Regions from separate parts of the Homo sapiens genome. Here region 1 is linked to region 2. A link is a loop called in an ENCODE intact Hi-C map of the cell type or tissue named here. Cell type or tissue: PC-9. All regions are shown on one strand. Each heading gives the region's core, and the rest is flanking DNA. Links, peaks and the distances in the headings are about the cores only.

What was found. A loop is a pair of places that touch in the nucleus more often than their neighbours do. Peaks named below come from ENCODE experiments on the same cell type or tissue, not always from the same donor. Only the 100,000 strongest peaks of a DNase experiment are listed, where the experiment ranks them.
Region 1: a loop joins it to region 2, with 12 times the contacts of the local background. A loop is called at or near these places in 3 of 110 quality-filtered maps.

What each region holds. Positions count from the first base shown.
Region 1 is chr18:12,269,120-12,274,483 of GRCh38, reverse strand. CIDEA (cell death inducing DFFA like effector a) reads right to left here. Exons shown (of 5, transcript NM_001279.4): 4 at 210-391. Among named protein-coding and RNA genes, the nearest start is that of CIDEA, 17 kb to the right of the region's middle. RefSeq lists a silencer at 2,463-2,642. In PC-9, for the core only: a CTCF peak has its summit at 2,554; DNase peaks (open chromatin) are centred at 2,423 and 2,653; H3K4me3 peaks cover 552 bases; H3K27ac peaks cover 617 bases.
Region 2 is chr18:12,090,792-12,096,155 of GRCh38, reverse strand. It overlaps ANKRD62 (ankyrin repeat domain 62), which reads right to left and starts at 2,313. Exons shown (of 14, transcript NM_001277333.2): 1 at 1,921-2,313; 2 at 871-985; 3 at 546-719. The coding sequence starts at 2,138. It also overlaps the pseudogene LOC100533852. In PC-9, for the core only: CTCF peaks have their summits at 3,027 and 3,227 (motif pointing left); no DNase peak of the experiment used is centred there.

The sequences.
Region 1 (5,364 bases), core at 88-5,087, 180 kb before region 2:
TGGAAGAAATAAATCTGTTTTGGCTTGAGATTTTCTGTTGTGTGAGATGAGCCTGTGGGATAAGAGTTGACCTCCAGACAACATTACTCCAACTGCCCCTAACAGTGCTAGCCGGCCTGGGAGCCCAGAGGAACAGGGTGGGGACTGCTGCCTGTGCCACACCCTGTGCAGTCTGCAGACCCCCGGAGGTGACCCCTGGAGTGTGTTACCTCAGCAGGCCCTTGAGTCCCGTGCACCGGATGTCGTAGGACACGGAGTACATCTCATACATGGTGGCCTTCACGTTAAGGCAGCCGATGAAGTCCTTGGGGTTCAGCCTGTACAAGTCGAAGGTGACTCTCGCTATTCCCGACCTCTTCGGCGGCGAGCAAGTGGGGACGTGCTGGCTGCCCTGTGACAATGGGGGGAGGGGCAGGCTTCAGGAGCCTTCCTAACCCTCCCACGTCATCACTCTGCTCTTATGCCAGCTTCAGATTCTCCTATGTGTCTGTTTAAGGTCTGTGAGCGGCTCCGTGGCTAATCGATAGAGAGATGCTTTCAGCAGGACCCATTTGCACACACTACGACTGTGTCCAATTAGCCACGAGGCGTCTGTCCCTGATCTGCCTTCAGTTCCGGACTCAGGGTGAGTCTGGTGTGGCGTCAGGGCCTGGATTTTAGGACCCCGTTGCTCAGTGGATAGATGTGCCCTGATGAGTGGTGGGGACCCACTCGCCCTGGAGGCCACCATGGTTACCTGGTGACAAAAGAATCTCATCTCATCACTGTAACACAGTTATGGTAATGGAGAAGCAGGCAGCATTGGTTCAATTTTATGGGGGCTACTGGGTGGAAAGTACCAGAATCATATGGCTGAAGTGAGGGCAGAGTGGGCACCTTCCCAGAGCACCTCTGTGTTTTAATAACCCCCCAGGGTTGAGAGCGGACTCCATGGGGAAGCCCAAAGCCATGCAGCAGAACCCCTGGGTGGGAGGAGACCCCCCTGGGTGGGAGGAGGAAGTCAGTGACCTCTACACATCCCAGGTTTATAAACAGCACCGGAACAGAATTTTCCCCACAAAATGGTTTAAAAATATGAGAGCAAAGCTGCCCCCAGTACAAATGACAGGCCAGGAGCTGTTCTTTCTGAGTGGCTTGTGCCACATACAGATCTTGCAGCACTCAGGATTCGGGTCTACACAGGGTTACTAGGTCTTGTGAGCCTTCGAGGTTGGGAGCCGCTGAAGCTGTGAATGGTAAATTCACCAATGACAGTGACCTCATGAATGGGAACTTAAAATGTAAATACCCCTAAAATTACCCAAACCCTCCTCGCCGTGGCCAGCCTTCTTTATTCCCCTGTCCCACCATACAGACAAACCCACCTGTGGTTCCAGTTGTAGCCTCTAATTCGGATCATACAGAATTTGTTTGAATAGATCTGGGGTATGTATGGATTAGGAATCTGTCAACTAAAAGCTCTCCCTCCTGTGACACTTTAAAAATATAAGAGAGCAAAGCTGCCCCAAGGTACAAATATCAGGCATTTGTCTTTGACTTGAATTTGTCTTTCAGGAAACATTTTGTGGCCAGGCACAGTGGCTCATGCCTGTAGTCTCAGCACTTTTGGAGGCTGGGGCAGGAGCACCCCTTGAACAGGGCAGGAGGTTGAGGCTGCAGTGAGCTATGATTGTGCTACTGCCCTCCAGACTGGATGACAGAGCAAGACCTTGTCAAAAAAAAAAGAAGGAAAAAGAAAATAAAATTTTGTGAGGTGGAATCTCGGGTGAGGTTGACTTCATCATCCTTTTCTAAGCGGTTGTAGCTCCCTCTTATTACTTTAAAAATCAAAGCTGAGGCCGGGCACAGTGGCTCACACCTGTAATCCCAGCACTTTGGGAGGCCAAGAGGAGCAGGTGACCTGAGGTCAGGAGTTTGAGACTAGCCTGGTCAACATGGCGAAACCCCGTCTCTACTAAAAATACAAAAATTAGCCGGGCATGGTGGTGCACACCTGTAATCCCAGCATTTTGGGAGGCCGAGACGAGCAGATGACCTGAGGTCAGGAGTTTGAGATCAGCCTGGCCAACATGGCGAAACCCTGTCTCTACTAAAAATACAAAAATTAGCCAGGCATGGTGGTGCACGCCTGTAATCCCAGCTACTCAGAAGGCTGAGGCAGGAGAAGCACTTGAACCTGGGAGGTAGAGGTTGCAGTGAGCCGAGATCGCGCCACTGCACTCCAGCCTGGGCGACAGAGTGAGGCTCCATCTCAAAACAAACGAACAAACAAAAAAACCCAACCAAACAACAACAACAACAACAACAACAACCCCCCCCCAACCCCCCCCCCCCACACACACACTCAAAGCTGAGGCTGAGGCCGTTTTCTCTCAGCGGCCTCTTGGGGGCGCCAGCGAGCCCTCAGCCGGGAAACGTGTTTGGAAAGCTCAGATCCTGGCATCAGAGAGGGCTTCTCCTCCCGTCCCGCGCCTCTTTTTCCGAGCCTCACATCCCTTTCTGACTTTTGAAAGTTTTAATTTTACTCTCCCTAAATGTCTCCAGTCTTGGTTAAAATTATGACGCCCTCCCGCCGCGGATCCGCTGGGGCCTCGCCGGGCGGGGGCTGCGGGGCCGCGCTCTTCCTGAGGGCGCTGGGACCGGGGAGCGAGACACCTGCTGGCGGCTTCCTGCTCCAGCGTTCTGGTCTCAGTCTAAACTGGTTTTGCCCAGAAAGGCCTACAGGTGGCTGGGATCCAGGGAGGTGGTTGCGCAGCCGAAACGGGGGCCGCGAGCCCCCTGGAGCGCGTGGCCGGCGGTGGCATCTACACCCGTGGCATCGACCGCCCCCACCACCCTGCCCTGCAACCAGGTTCCCAGCGCCCACCACCAACTCCTCCCTGTTAGCTGAGTGTCTCCTTTAGAAAAACAAACCCGCCTTTCCCATCTCCTACTGCTGCTGTAACAAACGACCAGAACCTCAGTGGCATGAAACCCACACACCAATGCTGTCCCACTGCCGAGGTCAGAGTCAAAGCCAGGGCGCAGGGCCGCCGTGGGGGCTGCGGGGCAGGCCCGGCCCCTCGCTTTTCCCGGCTTCTTGGGCGCCTGCCTTGGTGGGTACCCCACATCTCTCCTCCTCCTCTGCCTCTGGCCTTCATGCTCACCTGCCTCCCTCTCATAAGGACCCTTGTGAAGACTTCGGCCTCTACCCAGATGATCCAGGACAAACCCCACCCCAACCCCGCCCCAGTAACCTTCACTTAATCCCATCTGCCACGGCTGAGGATTAAGACAGGGGCGTCTGTCCGGCCGCCTGGGCTCACGCCTGTAATCCTAGCACGGTGGGAGGCCGAGGTGGGTGGATCGCCTGAGGTCAGGAGTTTGAGACCAGCCTGGCCAACATGGCGAAACCCCGTCTCTACTAATAATACAAAAATTAGCCGGGCGTGGTGGTGGGCGCCTGTAATCCCAGCTACTCGGGAGGCTGAGGCAGGAGAATTACTTGAACCCTGGAGGTGGAGGTTGCAGTGAGCCCAGATCACGCCATTGCACTCCCTCCTGGGCGACAAAAGCAAAACTGTCTCAAAAAAAAAAAAAAAAAAAAAAAGAAAAGAAAAAGAAAAAGAAAAGAAAACAAACAGAGGTGTCTGTGGTCTGTGGGGGCATTATTTTTGCTGTTACACTTTCCTCAAGCAAAAAGCCATGCAGACCAATATTTGCTTTAAATGATTTGTCTAATTCACCCCACAATTAATAGTCTCATCTACAGACATCTCCCCACCTGCTTTTTTTTTTTTTTTTTTTTTTTTTTTTGTGAGACGGAGTCTTGCTCTGTCGCCCAGGCTGGAGTGCATTGGTGCTATCTCAGCTCACTGCACCTCCAACTCCCAGGTTCGAACAATTATCTGCCTCAACCTCCCAAGTAGCTGGGATTACAGGTGCCTACCAGCATGCTTGTCTAATTTTTGTATTTTTAGTAAAGACGGGGTTTCACCCCGTGGGCCAGGCTGGTCTTGAACTCCTGACCTTGTGATCCACCCACCTTGGCCTCCCAAAGTGCTGGGATTACAGGTGTGAGCCACTGCGCCCAGCCCTCATCTACATTAAAGATTACATTTTATTCTAAATATTATGCTTTTATAATTGGTCTGTGGTTTCTTTCCCAGTCAGGAAAATTGTGAGGTTATATATATAATATATATGTATATGTATAATATATGTAGAAGTAAGGGACAGAAAGACGTAAAATGAAACCTACACACTGCCATCCCTTAGAGACCCCATCCACCTCCCACATCTCCCCTCCTCTCAAGAGGTTTTTATGCCATGCGTTTTCCCCTTACTTTTCTCTATTTTTAGCACATGTGTATCTCAAACATTATATTGTTAATTTTGCATATTTTTGAATTATCTGTAAATGATTTGATGTGGAGTTTATCAAAGTGTAATCTGGAGACATCCAGGAATCCTGAGGCCCTATTAAGGGACTGAGAGGTCAAAACTAGGCCAAGCACGGTGGCTTATGCCCGTAATCCCAACATTTTGGGAGGCTGAGGCAGGTGGATCACTTGAGCCCAGGAGTTCAAGATTAGCCTGGGCAACATGGAGAAATCCCATCTCTAAAAAAATACAAGCATTTAGCTGGGTGTGGTGACATGCACCGGTAGTCCCAATTACTTGGGAGGAGGAGGTGGCAGGATCCCTTGAGCCCAGGAGGTGAAGGCTGCAGTGAACCAAGATAACGCCACTGCACTCCAGCCCGGGTGACAGAGCAAACCCTGCCTCGAAAAAAAAGAAAAAGAGAAAGAAAGGCCATAATAAACAGTAAGATGCAGTTTGCCTTCTTTGTTCTCACAAGAAGTGCTGTTTCCACAGCACATTTGGAAAACCTGCATAACTCAGTGAATCAGTTTTTCTCAATGACCAACGCCTGCTGTTACAAAATCATCCCCAGGAAAAAGGTCCATTCAAAATGGAAGACGGACTGATGGATTCACTGTAACAGAGGAGGCCAACTTCACTGGTATACCTTCAGATTACACGCTGCATCTGACCTTTCTGAAAACACCTCAACTCACTATTCTGAAACCATGACTTGGTGAGTTCTGGCATAATATAAAAAAAAGAATATCCTCAGTTATCTGAATAGGCTATTAAAATCCTCCTCCTTTCCCAGCTGCATATCTGTGTCAGGATGGATTTTCTTCATACTTCCATCAAAACAATATGTTACAACAGACTGAATATAAAGAAGCAGATATAAGAATCTTCTATTAAGCCAGACATTAAAGAAATTTACAAAAATGTAAAAAATGCCGTTCCTCCATCTTTTTGTTTTGGAAAATAGTCACTTTTCATAAAAATATGAGTTAAATTAACCTG
Region 2 (5,364 bases), core at 232-5,231:
ATACTTCCCAACTGAACTGAAAACCTTATGTTAAGATCCTATGAACTTAAACATGAAGCAGAAAGTAAATAAAAAGCAATCCCTTCCTTCTCACTCCACTGTGCTTGCCCACATGTTGCTCCTTCCCTTTCAGATACCCCTCCTAGGGTGTCTGGAAGGCACAGTAGCAGACTGGAGCACATATGCCTCACATAAAGGGATAACCGCTGCACAGCATACTCAACAGTGATATGAGCTCAAGGGAATCCAGATGTGATCCTTTAAGAGAAGCCTGAAATCTAGACATGTGTATGAGTTTCCTAAATTTTACATGTTGACACAGCTTATGGAGGTAAACTAACCTAAATCTATGGGACACATTTAGACTACAGACCTCGTGTTTTCATATTTGTTATGAATGTATTTTTAAATAGTTGTATGTAAAGCAAATATTTGCACGTAATATATTTCCTTCTAGTTTCAGATGTTTTACTAAAAAAAATCATATGTCAATGGTAAAACAAATATACTTGAAATACTTTGAAAAGAACATTGGTTGATCATACCTGGCTTCTTGCTTCAATATCTGCACCATATGCAAGCAGTTTTCTTGCCATTGATATATTCTCATTATCAATGGCATAGTGCAGAGCAGTGTTGCCATACATATCTCTAACATTTGGGTTGGCGCCATGTTCCAGCAGGATGGATGCACAAACTTCTTCTTGACATTGTACAGCCTGTCAGTATTAGACCAAGAAATAGACTGTAAATTCTAGGAAATCTTCCACAGGATTCACCAACTAGTCACATTTCAATGAGGTGAATTAATTTTATTCTGTGAATTTAAATTAAATCCATCCCATGCTGAAAGAGTTGGCTACCATATACCTTGATCAGAGCTGTCCTGTTTTCACTGTCAGTGAGGTTAAGCTGGCATTTTCTGGCCACCAGGTCAGCTACCACTCCTGGACGGCCATGGGCACACGCCAAAAGTAGAGCAGTCCTGTGAGAATGAGAGGTCGCTTTAGGCAATTGTAGTGCACAGTCCCAAAACATACAACGACGCATGCAATTGTAAACATCCAATAGTATGTTATCCCTCTGCCTTCAGAACAAATAGTTACTTTTCTTGTGAAGAAAGGCAAGGTTTCCACATCCCAGGTGCTGCTGAGGCTGCCAGGGTAGAAAGCCCAGTGCCCTTGGTGACAACACTCACCCCACCCCCACCCCCACCCTTGCATCGTACCCACATCCTACCCAACTCTACCCCCAACCAGTCCCCTCACTCCATCCAACCCCCACCCCAGCCAACCCTCACTCCACTCGACTCCCCACCACAGTCCCTCACCCAACTCTACCCCCCACCACAGTCCCCAACCCCACCCACCCCCACACCAGTCCTGCACTCCATCCAACCCCCACCCAACTCCACTTCCCACCAGTCTCCCACCCAACTCTACCCCCACCACAGTCCCCCCAACATCCAACGCCCCCAGCCACTCCCCACCACAGTCCCCCACCCCATCCCACCCCCCACCAGTCCTCCACCCCAACCCACCCTCACTCCACTCCCCACCACAGTCCCTCACCCAACTCTACCCCCACCACAGTCCCCCATCACATCCAACGCCCCCCAGCCACTCCCCACCAGTCCCCCAACCCATCCCACCCCCCACCACAGTCCTCCACCCCTTCCAACCCCCACCCAACTCCACTTCCTACCACAGTCCCCCACCCAACTCTACCCCCACCACAGTCCCCCATCACATCCAACGCCCCCCAGCCACTCCCCACCACAGTCCCCCACCCCACCCACCCTCACCTGACTTCCACCCCACCCACGCCTTCACCCCACACCGTATCTCCCCTACCCCGAAACCAGGAACAGGGGCTTCTCCCATATCCCCAGGCCTCCTCCCGGCTTCCTGTTCCCCTTACCTGTTCTTCTTGTCCCTGTCGTTCAAGTCATTCAGCCTGAGCAAGATGCTCTCCATCACCTTGTTCACATCACCTGCGATGGCAGCTTTGTGGATCATGCCCAGATCCTTCTGCCGGACTCGGTACCCGGGATTTGAGAAGCCATCCTTGTCACGATTCTTCCTCCAGGTAGCCATGCGTCTCCTGCAGGCCGCCAGGAACGACCCCCTGACCTCCATCCTGAAGCCAGAGATCTTCTCCCAGGCTGAGGAACGGCTTTAAGACACCTCAGCTCCCACTCGTTTTCTGCCTCTCTGGAGCGCAGCACCAGCACGTAACCAGGTCCAGCCGCAACCTCCGTCAGGGACACTCCAGTCTCCAGCTGCTCGGAGGAGCACCTAGCCCAGCAGAGCCGTTAGGCACCAGCGCGCATGTGCACCTCAGCCGGCCCACGAGGCCATCCGCGGAGAAACAGCCCTGAGCCTCGCGCCCTCCATTCGCGGGCGCCACGTGGTGGCGCACCCGCCCTCCCCCCACCTCCCACCGCCCCCCGCCTCCCCGGCCAGAACCCTTAGGCACCAGGGCACATGCGCACCTCAGCCTGCCCGCGAGGCCCTTCGCGGGAGCTGCGCACTCTCGCGAGCGCCGCCTGCTGGCTGGCTCACGCCTGTGATTCCAGCACTTTGGGAGGCCGAGGCAGGCGGATCACGAGGTCAAAAGATCGAGACCATCCTGGCTAACACGGTGAAACCCCGTCTCTACTAAAAATACAAAAAATTAGCCGGTCGTGGTGCCGGGCGCCTGTAGTCCCAGCTACTTGGGAGGCTGAGGCAGGAGAATGGCGTGAACCTGGGAGGCGGAGCTTGCAGGGAACCGAGATCACGCCACTGCACTCCAGCCTGGGTGACAAAGCGAGACTCCGTCTGGAAAAAAAAAAAAAAAGAGCCAGGCTTTTAGTGCCCGGCAGGGACTCAGGAGGAAGCCGCAGAGCCATAGATCTGCCTTGGTTGGTTCTGCCCTAACTTTGCCCTGTGCTACCCTGGGCCTGTTCTACCCTGCCCTGCCCTGCCCTGCCTTTGGCTCTGCCCTGATCCTGCTTTGGCCCTCACACTGGCCCTAGTGCAGACCTGGCCCTAGCCCTAGCCTTGGCCCCGCACGGCCATAGCCCTAGCCCCCTCCAGGACCCCTCCCCAGTGCCAGCTGCAGGCCCTGGAGATGCTGCAGTGAGCCCGAGAGTACAACGCTCTTCAGCCTGGTGTGGCACGGCACAGCGCAGCGCCCAGGCCCTACTCAACTATGGTGTCACCACGGACGCCAGCACACTGCTGGCGGGACAATGCCACCTGCTGGAGCAGGACGAGAACAGAGACACGCCACTATACCTGTCCATCATCCATGGGCCGACCAGGGTCATCAAGCACATAGCCCATGTCATCTACCACACCCAGCACCTTGGCATCGTCAACCTCACCAACCACCTGCACCAGACACCCCTGCACCTGGCAGTGATCACCAGGCAGATGAGGGTGGTGAGCTTTCTGCTTCAGGTGGATGCAGACCCAGCACTGCTGATTGGCATGGAGACTCAGCCATGCACCTGGCACTGCAGGCAGGCCCTGGTGCCTCTGAGCTGCTGCATGCACTGCTTTGGAGTGGAGCTCCCGCTGTGCCTCGGCTGTTGCACATGCCTGACTTTGCAGTACACCTGGCGGCCCAAGCCCAAAGCCCCAAGTGCCTGGATCTGCTGGTGGACAGTGGGGCTGAAGTGGAGGCCACAGAGTAGCAGGGGGCCAAACAGCCTTGCATCTAGCCACAGAGATGGAGGAGCTGGGGTTGGTCACCCATCTGGTCACCAAGCTTCGGGCCAATGGGAATGCTCACACCTTTGTGGGAAACACACCCCTGCACCTGGCAGCTGGACTGGAGTCCCCAACCCTCACCCTCCTTCTGAAGGCTAGTGCTGACATCTATGCTGAGAATGAGGAGCCCCTGTGCCCACTGCCCTCACCCCCTACCTCTGATAACGACTGGGACTCAGAGGGGCCTGAGAAGGACACCCAAAGCAGCTTCCAGGGCCACACGCCTCGACCTTATCCACAGCACCAAGGTGAAGACCTTGCTGCTAAATGCCACTCTGAACACCATGGAGCTAGCTGCCCCTGACCCCACCCAGCCCTGCAGGGCCAGGGCTGTCACTTGGTGACACAGCCCTGCAGAACCTGGAGCAGCTGCTAGATGGGCCAGAAGCCCAGGGCAGCTGGGCAGAGCTGGCAGAGCGGCTGGGGCTGCGCAGCCTGGTGGACATGTACCAACAGACGGCCTCGCCCAGTGACAGCCTCCTGCACAGCTATGAGCTGGCTGGCGAGGACTTGGCAGGTCTGCTGGAGGCGCTGTCTGGCATTGGCCTAGAGGAGGGAGTGAGGCTGCTGAGGGGTCCAGAGACCTGAGACAAGCTGCCCAGCACAGCAGAGATGAAGGAAGACGGGGGTACGGGAGCCAATCAGTGGAGCAGGAGGCAGAGAAGCTGGCCCACCCCCTGAGCCACCAGGAGGCCTCTGCCATGGGCACCCCCAGCTTCAGGTGCACTGACCTGCTGCCTGGCCCCAGCCCCCTTCCCGGACCCCCCTGTACAGCATCCCCACCTATTTCAAATCTTAAATTTAACACCCCACACCCACCCCTCAGTTGGGACAAATAAAGGTTTCTAATGGGAAGGGAAGGACCCCTCCTTCCCAACTTTGGAAAAAAAAGCCAGGCGTTTCCCCAACCCCTCATGCTCTGGCCAATCCACCTGTGTTCCTCAATCAGCCCGGGCTCCTGGAACACAGCCTGCTCTGCCTGCGCGCAGGGGCAGGGGCCTCCTGGAGCCTCCTTCTCTACCCCACTCCCTGTCCCTAGACAGACTTTCCATCAGTCAAAGCTCCACCGGGCAGGAGAGCAGAGCCCCAGCTCTGGTTACCAGAGATGGGAGGTGGAAGAGAAGACTTGAACAGGGACCAGAAACAGGTACAAAGTAACACTCAGATGACAGGGAGGAATTCCGCTCTTCTGTTCCACAGCAGAGTGATGACAGTTCATGGCATCATTGCACCTCTTTCCAAAAAGCTTGAAAAGGAGGATTCAGAATGTTCTCATCAGAAAGAAATTTTCTTTTTCTTTTTCTTTTTTTTTCTTGAGACGGAGTCTTGCTCAGTCACCCAGGCTGGAGTGCAGTGGCCAATCTTGGCTCACTACAACCTTCGCCTCCCAGGTTCAAGTAATTCTGCTGCCTCAGCCTCCTGAGTAGCTGGGATTACAGGCACGCACCACCACACCTGGCTAATTTTTGTATTTTTAGTAGAGATGGGGTTTCACCATGTTGGTCAGGCTGGTCTCAAACTCCTGACCTCATGATCTGCCTGCCTCGGCCTCCCAAAGTGCTGGGATTACAGGCATGAGCCACTGTGCCCGGCCTCCACAAAGAGA